Regions from separate parts of the Homo sapiens genome. Here region 1 is linked to region 2. The links are chromatin loops, found by intact Hi-C in ENCODE. Cell type or tissue: CD4-positive, alpha-beta T cell. All regions are shown on one strand. Links, peaks and the distances in the headings refer to the core of each region. The heading gives the core; the rest is flanking DNA.

Region 1 (7,618 bases), core at 922-5,921, 390 kb before region 2:
TCAGGCTTAAAAATAAGCTTCCTTTTTTTTTGTTTGTTTTGGTTTGTTTTATGAGACGGAGTCTTGTTCTGTTGCCGGGTTGGAATGCAGTGGCATGATCTCGGCCCACTGCAACCTCTGCCTCCTGGGTTCAAGTGATTCTCCTGCCTCAGGCTCCCGAGTAGCTGGGACTACAGGCGTGTGCCATCATGGCCAGCTAATTTTTGAATTTTTAGTAGAGATGGGGCTTCACCATGTTGGCCAGGATGGTCCGATCTCTTGACCTCGTGATCTGCCCACCTCGGCCTCCCAAAGTCCTGGGATTACAGGTGTGAGCCACCGTGCCTGGCCAAACATAAACTTACTTTCTTACATCTTCTGCTGAACTCTATTTGCTTCTTTTCCCAAACGTCTTTATCCAAAACAGCTTTTAGCAACAAAGTTACCCAATGCCCTTCCCTAGTCTCTCCTTGCAACTGGCTCTCAGCAGGGGGTAGGAGGAAATCCTTGACAGAACCAATTTACATGACTGTTTGGAGGACTCTGGCTAGCCCCAGGAGGTGTTTGCATTTTTAAATAGGTTACTAGTGTCAGAATGTTTCATGAGTACGAGCACAGCCTCTATGTTGGATGCCCTGAATTTGAATCTCAGCATGGCCCCTTTGTATATAACCAGAGAATGGATTTGGGGACCCAATGGATCTATCATGACATGAACTTGCACTAATATTCACCTGACCTCCAAAATGCCTATTCTGACTAGTAGACCCTAGTCTCGCCCTAGTGCCAGTTCACAGCCTGTGTCCAGTGATCCTGCACAGATCTCATTAGTTCCTTTTCCCCTGTTCAGTCAGCCTGGTAAAAGGCTGTGTATTCCTTTGGGGGCAGGCTGGGAGAAAAATTGACAGTATAAATTTTTGGCAGTGGAGCAGAGTCCTTTCTGGAGGGGACCTGGCTTCCCATTCGGACACGGGACTCTGGGTCTGTGAACTGGCTTATTTCTGGGAATTGACTGGGGACTGTGACTCTATGATTCAGATTAGACTTCTACTCACCTGACCTAGAACTCTTCTGCAAACACAGATCAAGTAAAAATGTGGCAGGCTTCTTATCTATTTCACTTCTAGGAATGCCACAATCAGCTGGCACCATAGGTCTCTGCGAGTCAGGCTATTCTGGTTGCAGCTTTGACTCTGCTGTCTTTTATGGTAACTGCATCCACCTTGCCTTTGGGGATTGAGTGCTGCAATCACTTGGCCCCGGCCCCTGTAGTGTGCCTATGTCACTTACCCTCTTTATACGTCAGTCTCCTCCTCTGTAAAATGGGCATCGTAATAGCACCCACCCCCAGGGCTGCTGTGAGGTATAGATGGATTAGCATATGGAAAGTAATAGAAGAGGGTCTCAAAGGCCATGTGTCGTTATCAGAATTATTTCATGACAGGGGAGAGCTGGAGGAGAGAGGAAGGTGCTAAGCAGACCCATGTGCTCTCCCACCAGTGTTTCCTGAGCACCTACTATGTGCTGCCCACTGTGAGAGCTGTTAGGGTTGAAATAGGGAGCACAGCAGGATAGGGGCCGCCATCAGGATCTTAGTGGAGAGACCATTGTGCAACATGGTTCCAGTGCTGGGGGTGGGGAAGCTCAGGGAGTACAGGGGCCTAGGATCCTGGGCAGAATCATGGAAAGGACACAGCCTCCCCAGCCTCTCCTGCCTCCACTGCCTCCCTGGCCTCCTCTGCTTCCATGGCCTCTCCTGCCTTCCTGGATTCCCCTTCCTCCCGGCCTCCCCAGTCTCCCCTGTCTCTCCTGCTTTTGAGGTAGGCCAGGAGCTGCTGGTGCTCACTTAGCCTGTCCTGGACTCTGGGTGTAGCACCTCAATGTCCAGAAAATACCCCCGGGTGAAGCTCATCACACAGCCAAGGAAGGAGCTCCACACTGACACTAAGGGTGCATCCTGGGCTCATTCATCAGGGCATGCCTCCAAAATATTTCCCCACATCTCCTCCCTTTGCCCACCTGCATTGTCTCTGTGCCTGAGCCCTGGCTGGGGGCCTGCAAGGATCCCCTATCTCCTCTGTCCCTGCACGGCTGGGTCCCAGGCAATCTGTCTGCCCACCACACCTCTCTCCCCTTGCCCACCACGCTCCAGCCCCACAGTCCTCTTTCTGCTTCTTTCCCAGCCTCTGGGCTTTTGCACACGCTGTTCCCTCTGCCCGAAGAACATGCTCCACTGGGCTGAGAACAACTCTCTGAGATCTCTCTCAGCTGTTGCTTCCTTTGGAACAGCCGCTGCTGCTGTCCCTCTCCCAGCTCCAAGACCTGCTGAGCCTCCTGTCTTTTTCAGTTCCCATGCACCCAGCACTTCTCCTTGGCCTCCTTTTGCCCAATTGACAATGTCCATTCTCAATGCCTTCTCACCCAGCGCTGAGCCCCACTGGGTGAAGGCAATGCCTGTCATGTTCACCACAATATCCCCTCCCCCATCACCACTCCTGGTCCACAGAGATGCTCAAAAAAGGTCTGTTGGTAGGCAATGCGAAGGTGCATTCATGTCATCCTGCAGGCGGAATTCTCCACGAGTTTTGAGCAGCCTCGGTTTTCCCACCACCTCCAAACCATGCAAGACACAGGGTAAGAGCAAAGACAAGGTGGCTGTGGCCGATGTCCACCCTCTCGGGGCGTCCCTTCTCCTCTCTCCTCCTTGGGCAGGGAGACCATCGGGGTGCAACCTGGCTGGGGCGGGGAGGAGGTGCAAGGCTTGGCCGGAGCGGGCCTGGCCACGGGCAGGGGACAGCGACCGCCTAGGCCGGGCAGGTGAGCGCGGCGCAGGCCCTGGCACGGCGTGTCCGCGGTGCGCGCGAGCGGCCAGCAGAGGGCGCCAGAGAGCCAGGAGCGGCCCGCGGAGGAGCCCGCGCCGGCCCCGATGCCCAGCTCCGCGCCGCGCGGACCCACCGAGCCCGCGCTCAGATGCCCCAGCTCAGCCGAGAGGCCGCTCGCGCCGGGTCCTTCCTCTTCCCCAAGTGCAGGCAGAGCCCCCGGAGCCATGGCCAGTCCTTCCGGCAGCTCCGAAGCCACTGGCAAGACCCGAGGCAGGGATGGCCGGCCCAGGAGGGAGGAGGACGACGTCCCTCCCGAGGAGAAGAGGCTGCGGCTGTTGCTGGAGGGAGGGGGGAAGGGCACAGCCCGAGGACTGCGAGGACGGAGAGGACGCGCCGCGGCCGGGCAGGGAGGAGACCGGCACCCAGACAGGTGGCGACGGCAGAGGAGTAAGTGACGCGGGCGCAGGGGTCCGGGGGTGCCGGGGGCGCGGGGGTGCTGGGGACGCGGGGTAGGGGCGGCGGGAGGCTCCGTGGCCGGCCCCGGGTTGAAGTTGGTAACTGAGCGGCAACTCCGGCGGGCGCGGAGTGACAGCTCGTGACGGCCTCCGAGATGTCAGCTGTCCCTTCTCGGCTGTGTGGCTTCGACTTCCTGATTCTCCCACGACGTCCCTGGCCGGGAGACCAGCTGGACTCTGCGGCTAGCCAAAAGGGGAGGGGGAGCCCCGCGTCCTGGGGGCCCCCAGCAGGGGAAGGGGCGGGGGTTGCTCTGGGCATCCTGTCTGGGTCATCTGTCTGGGACTCTGTCGGTGCCTCTCACCTGGCGAGGGGCTTGTGGTGGGGGTAGGGGGAAAGTCCCTGGCGCCAGGCTTGGCCAAGCCCTGCTCTGCTGGGCTGCGGGCTGGCGGCGCTCACCCAGCTCCTCACCTGCCCCGCATCTTCCTGTTTTTCTTCCCTTTCTTGTTGAGCAGCGAGAGTTGAGAGGAGGCAGATGGCTTCCATCCCAAAAATCGCTCTCCTCTTTCCATCCCTACAGAGAGGGACAGAGAGGCAAAGTTCCTTGCATCCCCCGGGGCGCTGTCCCTGTGAGCTCCCGGTGTCTTGCACACGTGGGCCCCTGAGTCACCGGGCCTGTGTGTGTGCGATGGGGCTCTGTGGTCAGCCTGTCCTCCTGGGGTTCACTTTCTGCTTTCCTACCCCAACTCTTCCTGTGTGGCTTTGCTGGCCTTCCAGTGGGAGGCACGTGGGTTTGGAGGGCAGATGAGGGCCCACTGGAGAGCTGTACCCCTCAGTGAGGGCCGCCACCTTGATGGTTTTTGATGGATAATGGGATTGACCTCTTTGTTCCTTCCACATGTTTTTATGTTTGACCATTTGCTCAGCTGAGCTCGTCTTAATAATTTGATTCGTGGTTAATGAGCCCCACATGGGAGAGAGGGCGGCCTTCATTCTGAACCCATTGAAGCAGCACGGGCAGCCCTCTTCGCCATGGGCTGCATCAGAGCCCCCGCTGCCCAGTCTTGGGGTTGCCCCTGGATGCTCTCTGGGAGGCTTGCTCATGGTGACATCCTCATCTCCCCGTGCACTTTACTGCATTCAGAGCTTGGGTCACCTGGACACTGAACTCAGGTGAATTTTCTCTGAGATCCCGGGAGAAGGAGGACAGTTCTCTGGAAGGTTTTCCAGGGCCGATCACGGAAAGGATGAGAAGGGAGAGGTCCTGGTCGGGGACACAATTACGGTGGCAGTGTAACGCTGGAAAACTTTATTGCCTGAAGTCCCTCTCACTCTCTCTACCTCCCTCTTTTACGTGGACACTGCCAAAGACCAGGATACCAGAATGCAGTGGAGTGACCAAGTGTAGTGGGACCTTGGGAACGCGAGTCTGGAACCAGGCGGCTGGGGTTTGCATCCCGGTTCTGCCCCTCCTTAGCTGGCTGACATGGCACAAGCCACTTACCCTCTCTGAGCCTTACTGTCTTCAGTGGCAGATGGATCGGTCAACAGGCCCCATTGCCTGGGTTTGTTACTGATGAGATTAAGGGAAGCTCGTCCATAGAAGCACTTAGCATTGTGCCTGGCACATAGTGTATGGTGGATAAATGGGACTTAGGACTGAAACTCATGCCTTGGTTTGTTTTTGCAGTGAAGTTTTGTTCTGGGGTGCATCACAAGAGACAAGGTTCTTGGCTGGGTGTGGTGGCTCAAGCCAATAATCCCAGAACTTTGAGAGCCCAGGAGTTTAAGACCAGCCTGGGCAACGTGGTGAAGCCTCATATCTACCAAAAAAAAAAAAAAAAAAAAAAAAAGCCAGGTATGGTGGTGTGTGCCTGTAATCCCAAGTACTTGGGAGGCTGAGGTGGGAGGATTGCTAGAGCCTGGAAGGTCCAGCTGCAGTGAGCTGTGATCATGCCACTGCACTCCAGCCTAAGTGGCAAAGTGAGACCCTGTTTCAAGGAAAAGAGAGAGAGAGAGAGACAGACCCACAAGTGTCTTAAGCCAGAATCTCCATGTTAAAATGCTTTCTGGAGGCTGAAAGAATGACATATTGATAATGAAATATTTAAAAGGCAGAAACCCCACTGAATTTCTTGGTCCACAGAGGGAAATGGGAATCGCATGACCTGAAGGATGATGCAGGAACTGAACAGAAACCATCCTTGTTTCCTGAATCTGAATATGGCACCCTCTTTTCACGGTGTCTGTATCTGCTCGTCCAGCAGCCGCTCGAAAAGAGGGAATCTTGATTTTCAAATTTAAAATTTGGCCCAAAGCCCACTGCTGCCCACAATGCCCGCCAGACACATTCCTCTTCCCTTTTAGTTTCTATGGGAATACTCTCTTTGAAGAACCCATGAAGCAGTGTCAGGCTGGTGTGAGGATCAGCAGCCGTTTCTTTGAGGAGGAGAGCCTGTTTCTTCACTCACAGGCCATGTCTGAGTGGATCAAGAAGAACAGAGTGCCCTTTTATGAGATTTTTCTGCGTAGACCATTAACTTGGTAAAAATGTCGAAACCATCCTCGTTCTTTAATAGATTATTTTGGACTTTTCTTTGCAAGAAGCAGCATGGGCATTCAGATGCTTTTAAGGATAAAATGTTCTTTCTCATCCCCAGGCCTGGTGCTCTGGATGGCTGAGGTTTTAATGTGACTGGATGTCCCTTGGAGTGGCTCCCAGGCTGTGATCTTGTGGTTGGGTGGCAAGGGGTTGCTTTATTCGCTGGTGGCTAGAGGATGTTTTAACAGGTAAATCAGGCCCCCAGGAGCCCCTGAGTGCCAAGTCCTGCTGCAGGGCATGTGTTTATGGTGGGGAGGTGGGGGGGGGTGGAGTGTGGAGGGTGGGGGGTGTTGATTTCCTGCCAATATCAGAAGTTTCACAGGCTTCTTGTGTATCCACAAACACCCACCCCATTGAAAAGGCCTAGAAAACCTGGCCCTTCCCAAGCCTTTATTGACCGCTTGTGAATGATCCCAGGGTGTGTCTGACCCACAGCTCCTCCTGGAGGGAGAGAAAAGTCTCTCCTAGGTATTTGGTTATCAACCTCAACCATTGCTGAGCCTTCCTCAAGACCAGGCACCTCGGCAGAGATTTCTGGGTTGTCAGGCGGAACCGAGCATTCAAGGGTAACTCGTTGGAGTCCCTGAAATCCCCGATGGACGCACCAGGTAAAAGCATCCAGGGTTGAAACCAGATCAGGATGGTTATTGTCAGCCTGGGGCTCCTGTAGAGGTGCATCCATGTTGCAGGTATTTTCCCTTCTTGCTGAGGAGAAACCTGGGTTTCTCAGCTTTAGCACAGTCACAACATTTGGGGTCAGACCATTCGTGGTGGTGGTGGTGAGGCTGTCCTGTGTATTGTAGGATGGTTAGCAGCATCTCTGGTCTCCATCTTCTAGGTGCCATTCTACCCTCCCAGCTATGGCTACCCCAGATGTCTCCAGACGGTTTCAAATATCATGGAGCAAGGGAGTTGTACGTGAGCAAAACCACCCCAGTTGAGAGCCATTGGTCTACACTTGTGGAAATCTTTGAGAGTGAGAGTGTTGAGCTTGGGTCCCTGCTGTACCCTTTATGAGCAATGCGGTCTTGGAAAATTAATACTACTCCAGGGGCCTCAGTTTTCTCATCTATAAAATGGAGATAAACGAGATACACTTTCATAGGAAGTTTATATGGGATTTACTGAGATAATAAGACAGTACATGGAAAATGCTGGGCATAGAATTTATTTATTTATTTATTTTTTAAGACGGAGTCTTACTCTGTTGCCCAGGCTAGAATGCAGTGGCATGATCTCCGCTCAGTGCAACCTCCACCTCCTGGGCTCAGGTGTTTCTCCTGCCTCAGCCTCCAGAGTAGCTGGGATTACAGGTGCCCAACACCACACCCGGCTAATTTTTGTATTTTTAGTAGAGATGGGGTTTCACCACGTTGGTCAGGCTGGTCTCAAACTCCTGACCTAAGGTGATCTGCCTGCCTCGGCCTCCCAAGGTGCTGAGATCACAGGTGTGAGCCACCATGCTGGGCTAGGCATAGCATTGTAACACAGACAAAGCACAAAATACTTGGGCAATATCTTTTTACATTTGGCTTGTCTAGACTCCATCCTCCATCCCCTCATGCGCTGGTGTGGTGCAGACCAGAATATCACCCACCTATACTGCAGAGTGGATTTGGGTGGCATCTTGGCTTCCTGCACAAGACTTGCCTGTTCCCCACCACATCCCCCTTGTTCTCAGGGTCCAGGATTCCAGGAGGCAGGGATGTGGGCAGGCAGGGCAGGTGGCCCACCCAGTTCACTCCCACGCTCGGGACCTGCA
Region 2 (7,618 bases), core at 1,097-6,096:
TGGCTTTATACATTTTAGGATGACATGAGACATCAATCATTATACGAAAGATGAACATTGGTTTGGTCGGGAAAGGCAGTACAACTCAAAGTCAAGGCAGAACAACGTGAAATAGGGAGGGGCTTCCAGGCGATGGGTAGATAAGAGACAAATGGTTGTATTCTTTTGAGTTTCTGATTAGCCTTTCCAAAGGAGGCAAATCATATATGCATTTGTCTCAGTGAGCAGAGGGATGACTTTGAATAGAATGGGAGGCAGGTTTGCCCTAAGCAGTTCCCAGCTCGACTATTCCCTGTAGCTTAGTGATTTTAGGGCCCCAAGATCTATTTTCCTTTCATAGATTCTTATGCATATTATTGTTCTGTTCTTTACCTTTCCTCTACTTGGGTTTGTTAAAATTCTTCCAACTGTGATTTTTGTTTTCATTAGATCTGAGAATATTTTTGTTAGTGTTCATAGGTCCTTAGGCTCTCATATAATAGAAGTTGACATGAAGCCAAGCAAGTTTCCCAGACAAAGCTTTATTAGGGGGTTATGCTGGAACACAAGGGAGACAGTACTGGAGCAAAATTTCTCCAGCCGGCTCCCAGAGGGGAGTGCATTGCAGTGTCTTAAGGAGGTGACATTAATAATTCAAGAAGTAGGTGAGCATCACTACATGTATGGGGTGGAGTGCAGGATGCTCAGGTGTAGTAAGGGATCATGCTAACACATACATCACATGAGCAGAAAATGGCAGATAAGAACCCCCTTGGCAGAGGTTTTAGTGTTATAATGAGGTGAGGGGTAAAGATCGGTCATTCTTCTGGTCTTGTGCACTGCAGATGATAAAGTTACTTTCCCTGAGTAAGACTTATGATGGAACACTGCTTATCTTAGTTTCTTCAAGGTCCAATGGTCATCAGTCAGGAAATGGAAAAAGAAAGAAAAGGAAAAGAAATATATTAGTAAAGGGTGGGGCCAAGTCCCTTCTCTACTCTGTCTCATTTGTACTATTATTTTTTCTTGTCTTTCCTTTCAACTGACTTCCCTATTTTGGGGTCTCTAATGACACATTTATTAGAAAGACTGACATTACCCTACAGCTTCCTGAAGTTCTGCATCTTTTTTTTTGTTCACTCCTTTTTCTCAGTGTTTTATTTTGGATATTTTCAATTGCTAGACCTTGAAGGCCACTTATCTTTTCTTTCTTGGTGTCTATCCTTCTGATAATCACATCCAGTGTGATTTCCAAATTTTTAATATTGAACCATTCATTTCTAGAAGTTCATTTTGGCCTTTGTAATGTCTGTATTTCTCTTTTCATTGTAGTTATCTTATTTTTCAAATCTCTGAATATACCTTTAGATTTACAATAACTGTCTCAAGGTTTTTGGGTACAACACCATCATTTGGGTCTATTTTTGCAGACTGCTCCTTTGCATGTCTGGTAATTTTTAGTTTAATATTGAATAGTGTTAATTTTGTGTTGTCTTTTGTCTTTTGGTATTGGATTTTGTCTTTCCACAGAAGTAACTACTTGTGGATTAACCTTATGATCCTTTTGAAGCTTTCATTCAAGGCACATTATGGCAGGTCCAGAGCACACTTTAATCTGGGACTGATTTTGCCTTGCTACTAAGGTGTATCCCTTTAGAAAACTTTATCAATTTTTCTGTCTATTACAAGGTCTTTCTGTTTTGACTGGTGGAAATGCAAATATTCCCAGCCCTTTGTGAGCTTTGTGAATTGTTCAGCCTAAGGTTTTCCAGTTGTTCTTTCCTCGGTTTGGGGAAATGTCATCCTACTCATACACAGATTAGTTTCCAGCCAAAAACTCAAGGGGACTCTGTGTGCAAATCCCCAGAGCTCTCTCTCCCTGTGCAGATTTTTCTTATCCAAACTCAGCTCTCTCTCCTCTCAGCCAAATAAGATTGCCAGAATTTGTTCCCCTCCCTACACTGTGGCTTGAATAATTTCCTCCAGGCAATAAGCTGGGTCAGTCATATCTCATTTGATTTTCTTCTTTCAATCACCATAGTCACGCGCTGGCTGTAGTCTGGCACCTAAAATCAGTGTTTCGTATATCTCTTTCCAGTTTTGTAGTTATTTAAAGTGGAAGAGTAATTTTGTTGTAATTGGTTTTCATTAGCAGTTGCAGAAGTATTGTTGCAAGTACTTATTAATAAAATAATTAAAATATAAAAGGTAAACAGAACTTTTCCATTTTGCTTCCATTTTTTTCCTCTTCCCTCCCCAGTAGCAATTGTTCTCATGAATGTGGTGCATAAAAGTAAATATGTCATTCTTTCAGGCAGACGAGAAAAGAGGGCTTGATATTGTGAAATATCTACAGGGTCTTCATCCCTGTTTCTTGGCACACAACTCCTGAAATCCTTGGAATCTCCAAAGTGATATCTTTTTGTATGCCAATGATGGATGGATGGCCAGCAGCCCCTCAGCTTTGAGATGGGGACTGGTCACCAGAAAGACAAAGGCAGGGTCCCCAACCTTCTGGGAAGAAAGGGGCCAATAGCCAGTGGTTTAATCAATCATGCCTAGGTAGTAAGTCCTCCCTAAAAGCCCTAAAAGGATAGGGCTCAGAAACTTTCATATAATTAGACACATGGCGGTTCCTGGAGGGTGGCATACCCAGAGAGGGCTGGGAAACTCCATGTTCCTTCCCCCATAGCTTGCTCTATGCATCCCTTCATCTGTTTCCTTTGTAATATTCTTTATAATAAACTGGTAAACATAGGTGTTTCCCTGAATTCTGTGAGCCACTCCAGCAAATTAACCAGAGAGCCTGTCGTGGGAACCCCAACTTGAAGCTGGTTGGTCAGAAGTTCTGGAGGCCAAACCTGTGACTAGTTTCTGAAGGGGGGCAGTCTTGTGGGACTGAGCCCTCAACCCGTGGGATCTGATGCTATCTCCAGGTAGAGAGTGTCAAGATGAAATTGTAGGACCCAACTGGTGTCTGCTGCAGAATGAATTGCTTGCTTGGTGGTGGGGCAAAACCCCCCCAACACACATTTGGTCCCAGAAGTCTTCTGTCTGTGTTAGTTGCTGTTGTTGAGTGTGGCATGAGAGCAGTGGAAAATACAATTTCAGTTCTTTCCTCAAACAGAGGGAATTTAGTTTTAAGGTCATTAGGTTTAGAAAACAGTGTTTGACTAGAAGATTGCATCGGTGTGGATTCAAAGGTAAAGAGAAAGAGTAATTTGGACAAGAATTATTTACTAAATGAGAAATTTAAGTAATAAGGGACTGGCTACTAGGAAGTGAAAATAACGCTCAACAATATAAGGGTAGCAGATAGAAGGAGCAGCTGCCAACCCTTGGGCTGAGATAGAGCAGCCACAGGAAAGCAGCTCCCCTACCCCACCACTCGCCACACACGGCTGGGATCCAGACCTGCGGGAGAGAGAGCTGTGGCTCACTGAATGAAAGAGGGGCTGGCAGAACTTGCTGAAACCTGCCTTCTTCTGGAATTTGCCAGACATTCTTCCACTAGGTTGGCAGTGAAATCTGTTCTCAGGAATGAGTCTCATTGGAGACACTCCAGTATAAACCCACTAGAAGCAGAGACAGAGGGGCTGGTGGATGCCGCTTACCACCACGCATCATAGTTGGGGGGCACCAAAGAAGCTACAAGTGCTGCAGAAGCTGGTGAACCATCACCAATATCAGGAAACAAAATCCTGCTGTGTCTCTCTGGCGCCCTCTACTGACAAGCCTTAACATTGTGTCAGTTGGCAAAGAAAAATAAAGGGCTCAGATCCATTTCACAGAGCAGGCAAAAAGATGGATTTGGAGCTGAGAGGCAATAAATAAATAAGTGACACGAGGATGAGGATAAAATGTCAGATTCATTACTAGATATTTATTTTATTTTAATGTTACCGAAGATAGCCTCATTTAGCCAAATCAAGCAGTGGAACCAAGAAAAATTAGGTCCCCACTTCTAACTTGTTACACTTGAATGTGAATATGCCAATTAGGAGTGAGCCCCCACATCTGAGGGAGCAATCCACAGGAAAAGGCTAAACAAAGAACAGAGAAAATATGTGAAAAAAGACAGCCCCAGAGAATAGCTGGAACTCTGCTTACCCTGCTTAACTGAATGATGCTATGACCTGTGATTCTAGTCCTTGACTTTTCCCCTTGAACTTGGATTCTGGAATTGGGGAAGACAAAAACAAAATTGGTTCATTAAATATCAGTGGTCAAATGAGGCTGTAAATATTTAAGTGTTTCCCATCCATAGTGATATGAGGTGGAAAAATGATAGTATCCTGTTTTGAAATCTTGGAGATAGATAAGGAGAATCTGAGAAGAACTGGGGCTTAGTACTGCAGCCCTTCCCCACTCCAAAATAATGGATCACAAGGAATTTTTAATTGCACTTGTCTACATGAATGGATTGGTTAGGGAAATAAGCTGTTTATACTGCTGAAAAAGTGAGGCCTTTCCCTGAACTCCCGAGAACTATGGAAAAACATTAAAACCACACTAAATACACAGTTTGCCAAATACCAAAAGGGCAAATAATAAAATCAGTATTGAACCAAGTATGAGATTAAAACAAATATCATCATCATAAAATAAAGTTCTGAGAATCAAAATTAAATCCTAAGGGTTTTTTGAAAAAAACTCAATTATTAATAAAATTCGCTGTTGAGTATTTCATCAGTAAGATTTTAATTGTGTGACATTAGATGACAGAAATAAACATTCTTTGGAGTCCTCTATATTAAACAGTAGGTCACTTGCCCCTGGGGTTGTTGAAGGTATCTATATTTTTTGGCTATCACTGCTGGTATTTATGTTGTCATCTAATCATTCAGCTCTCCTTTACCTAAATAAAAGGCACTTACTGTGGTAGATTAATGCGAGGACATTTTCTCTTCCAATTCTGCACTAAAAGATTTAGTCAGTATTAAAACTGAAATCCCATTGAAACAGTCTCACAAACCAACCATTTTTGTACTACTTGAAGAAAGTGCTTTTAGCATATTTTCCAAAGCTGACTCAAGGCGGCGTCCTTCATTTTTTTTTTTTTAATTGTAACATTCTTTTGAAGTACTTGCTGTTTCTCACAATCCCTTGAGACAATTTTGTCTTTACCTTTCATATAGGAGAAATTTGGCAAAGTAGCAATGTTGGCTTTCTAGAAAACAAGGTCATTCTAGAAATACATTTCCTTCCACATTGTTTACATATCAATTACAGTATCTTCCCAGGAGGACAATGAGAGGAGAATCTTTAGAGCAGAAGGCATAAAAAAGTGTTAGCCACAATATTTTTGTCACTTCTAGGATCAGAATATTGTTGGCAATGTGCAAGTTGAGAGATGACAAATGATGTTGAAGTCGTCAGTGGGCTTGTTCTTGAACTAGTCTTGGAGAGATGGTACTCAGGGTTCTCAAGTTTTTTAAGCAGCCTGTCCAAAGCCTCTAGACAGGTGGCCTGGAAAGCACAGAACTTAGCTGAATTTCATGACCTCTGAGACAGGGACCCTGAACGGTTTGGATCCCCACCCAAATCTCATGCCAAATTGTAATCCCCAATGTTGAAGGTGCAGCCTGTGATACTGTCCTCACCACAGTGAGTGAGTTCTCGTGAGATCTAGTTGTTTAAAAGTGCAGCATCTTCTGCCTCTCTCTCTTGCTCCTACTCTGGCCATGTGATGTATGTGCTTCCCCTTCGCCTTTTGCCGTGATTGTACATTTCCTGAGGCCTCCCCAGAAGCCGAGCAGATGCCAGAATCATACTTCCTGTACAGCCTGTGGAACCATAAGCCAATAAAACTTCTTTTCTTTATAAATTGTCCAGTCTCAGGTATTTCTTTATAGCAGTGTGAGAACAGACTAATACAGACCCCCTTATTCCTCCAGTCAAACTGACTCAAGGTGAGCAAAATATCATTTCTTTCTAGGGCTAACCAATCTATTCTTGTTAACCTGAATTTTCTGGAAAATCTGCAATGTCTTTTTCAGTCCTCTTACTTCTTTTTTGCAAAAACACACAGATTTGTCTATCCCCATCAAAGCTTTTCATTTATCTCAGCACCTCACCATCTCCTTTACTATGTCTCCTTCTTCTATTTGTCCTTCCATGTCTCAAATATGTGGTTTATATTCCTCACTACTCAATATTTTCCTCTCTAATTTAGTTTCCATCATTGCCCCTCTGCTAAAGATAAGCTCAACAATTTGTTAATTCCTTTGAGTCACTTTTCTTTAATGTTAGTCTTGGAGGTGGAGTGGAGACCTTACTATGCCATTACATTGTTTTTGCTTAAATGAATATTTTACACCAGATTTGCATGACACCATAGCGAGAGAATTCCTTTTCTTTCTTTTTTAAAGAGGCTCAACCTCTTTTGATTAATAGCTTGCCCTCAATTAGCACATAATACGTAAATTCATGAAAATTACAAAAGCAGAAGAGAAAACATTATCTGAACTAAGAATTTACCCATTTTATTGTCTTTTGAAAATCTTAGTTAGTATTACGTCACTTAATTTAGAAAAAAAGTTACTCTAAAATGATATAAATATTAAATCTTAATGAACCCAAGAAATGAATTCCTTTACATAATAGAGGTATAAAATATTAATTTAAATGTCAAATTTGACCCCTTTCACTATTCTGAGACTCTGGCAAGGGAATTCAACATACACATGAAGACTGGTACAAATCTATGCTGTCTGAAAGCTGTTAAGGAAGCATTATCTGTCTCTGATGGACTCCACACAGAATTCACCATAATAGCTGTTCAAGCGCATTCCACCCTCCTCAATACAAAGCAGGGGAATTACACTGCGGCTAGATGTTAACCCATGGAGCTCGGTGCATTTTAGCTTCTCAGGGAGCTCCAGCTGCAGTTGCACAGGCAGGAATAAAAGACAACAACAAAAAAAGAGAGAGGAGCCATAAGTTCCTGGTAGTTTTGGGGGCATCTATTTGCTGCCCTCTGGAGAACTAAGAAATGATATCCAACAAGGTCTCCTTGAGGCAAAAAGAAAGGCATGTGTCCAATTTAGTACGCTCGTAGTTATTGGCATGGGTATATCTGGGATCCTTGAGGTAAGTGCATAAAAGATGCATGAGGGATGATTGTAGCAGTCATTTCAAAAGGAGGAGAATTCTGGGGGCCAAGCTTCCCAGAAGGAAATGTGGCTGGCGATTTGACAGTAACATGGAACCAGAGGCATAGCAGGTACTAGCAGCAGTAGTCAAACTGACAAGAAGAGGAAAGTACGGCACAACATGTGGGAAAAAAGAGCTTCCTAAAGATGGGGAAATAATTAAGTGATCTAGCTACTGAGAACTGTGTGTGAAGAGAGTATCTTGCAAGCGGATAATTTTGCAAAGCAGAAGATGTAGATAGGGTATATGTTGCTTACAAAACAGACCCTTGGATTGGATTTGGCTTTCCTTTTATATGCTGCTACGCATACACTAAAATTTTTACTTTTTCTTTTTCTTTTTTTCTTTTTTTGAGATAGAGTCTCGCTCTGTCACCAGGCTGGAGTGCAATGGTGCGATCTCAGCTCACTGAAACCTCCGCTCCCCCAGGTTCAAGCCATTCTCCTGTCTCAGCCTCCCCAAAATTTTTACTTTTTGAATAACA

The links. A loop is a pair of places that touch in the nucleus more often than their neighbours do. Peaks named below come from ENCODE experiments on the same cell type or tissue, not always from the same donor. Only the 100,000 strongest peaks of a DNase experiment are listed, where the experiment ranks them.
Region 1: it touches region 2 in a loop (5-fold over the local background); 2 of 110 quality-filtered maps call a loop at or near these places.

The regions. Positions count from the first base shown.
Region 1 is chr3:75,575,608-75,583,225 of GRCh38, reverse strand. No RefSeq gene overlaps it. Among named protein-coding and RNA genes, the nearest start is that of MIR1324, 51 kb to the left of the region's middle. RefSeq lists a silencer at 2,762-2,971. In CD4-positive, alpha-beta T cell, for the core only: no CTCF peak of the experiment used is centred there; a DNase peak (open chromatin) is centred at 2,805; H3K4me3 peaks cover 324 bases; H3K27me3 peaks cover 190 bases.
Region 2 is chr3:75,188,333-75,195,950 of GRCh38, reverse strand. No RefSeq gene overlaps it. Among named protein-coding and RNA genes, the nearest start is that of MIR4444-2, 22 kb to the left of the region's middle. In CD4-positive, alpha-beta T cell, for the core only: CTCF peaks have their summits at 3,489 and 3,688 (motif pointing left); a DNase peak (open chromatin) is centred at 3,700.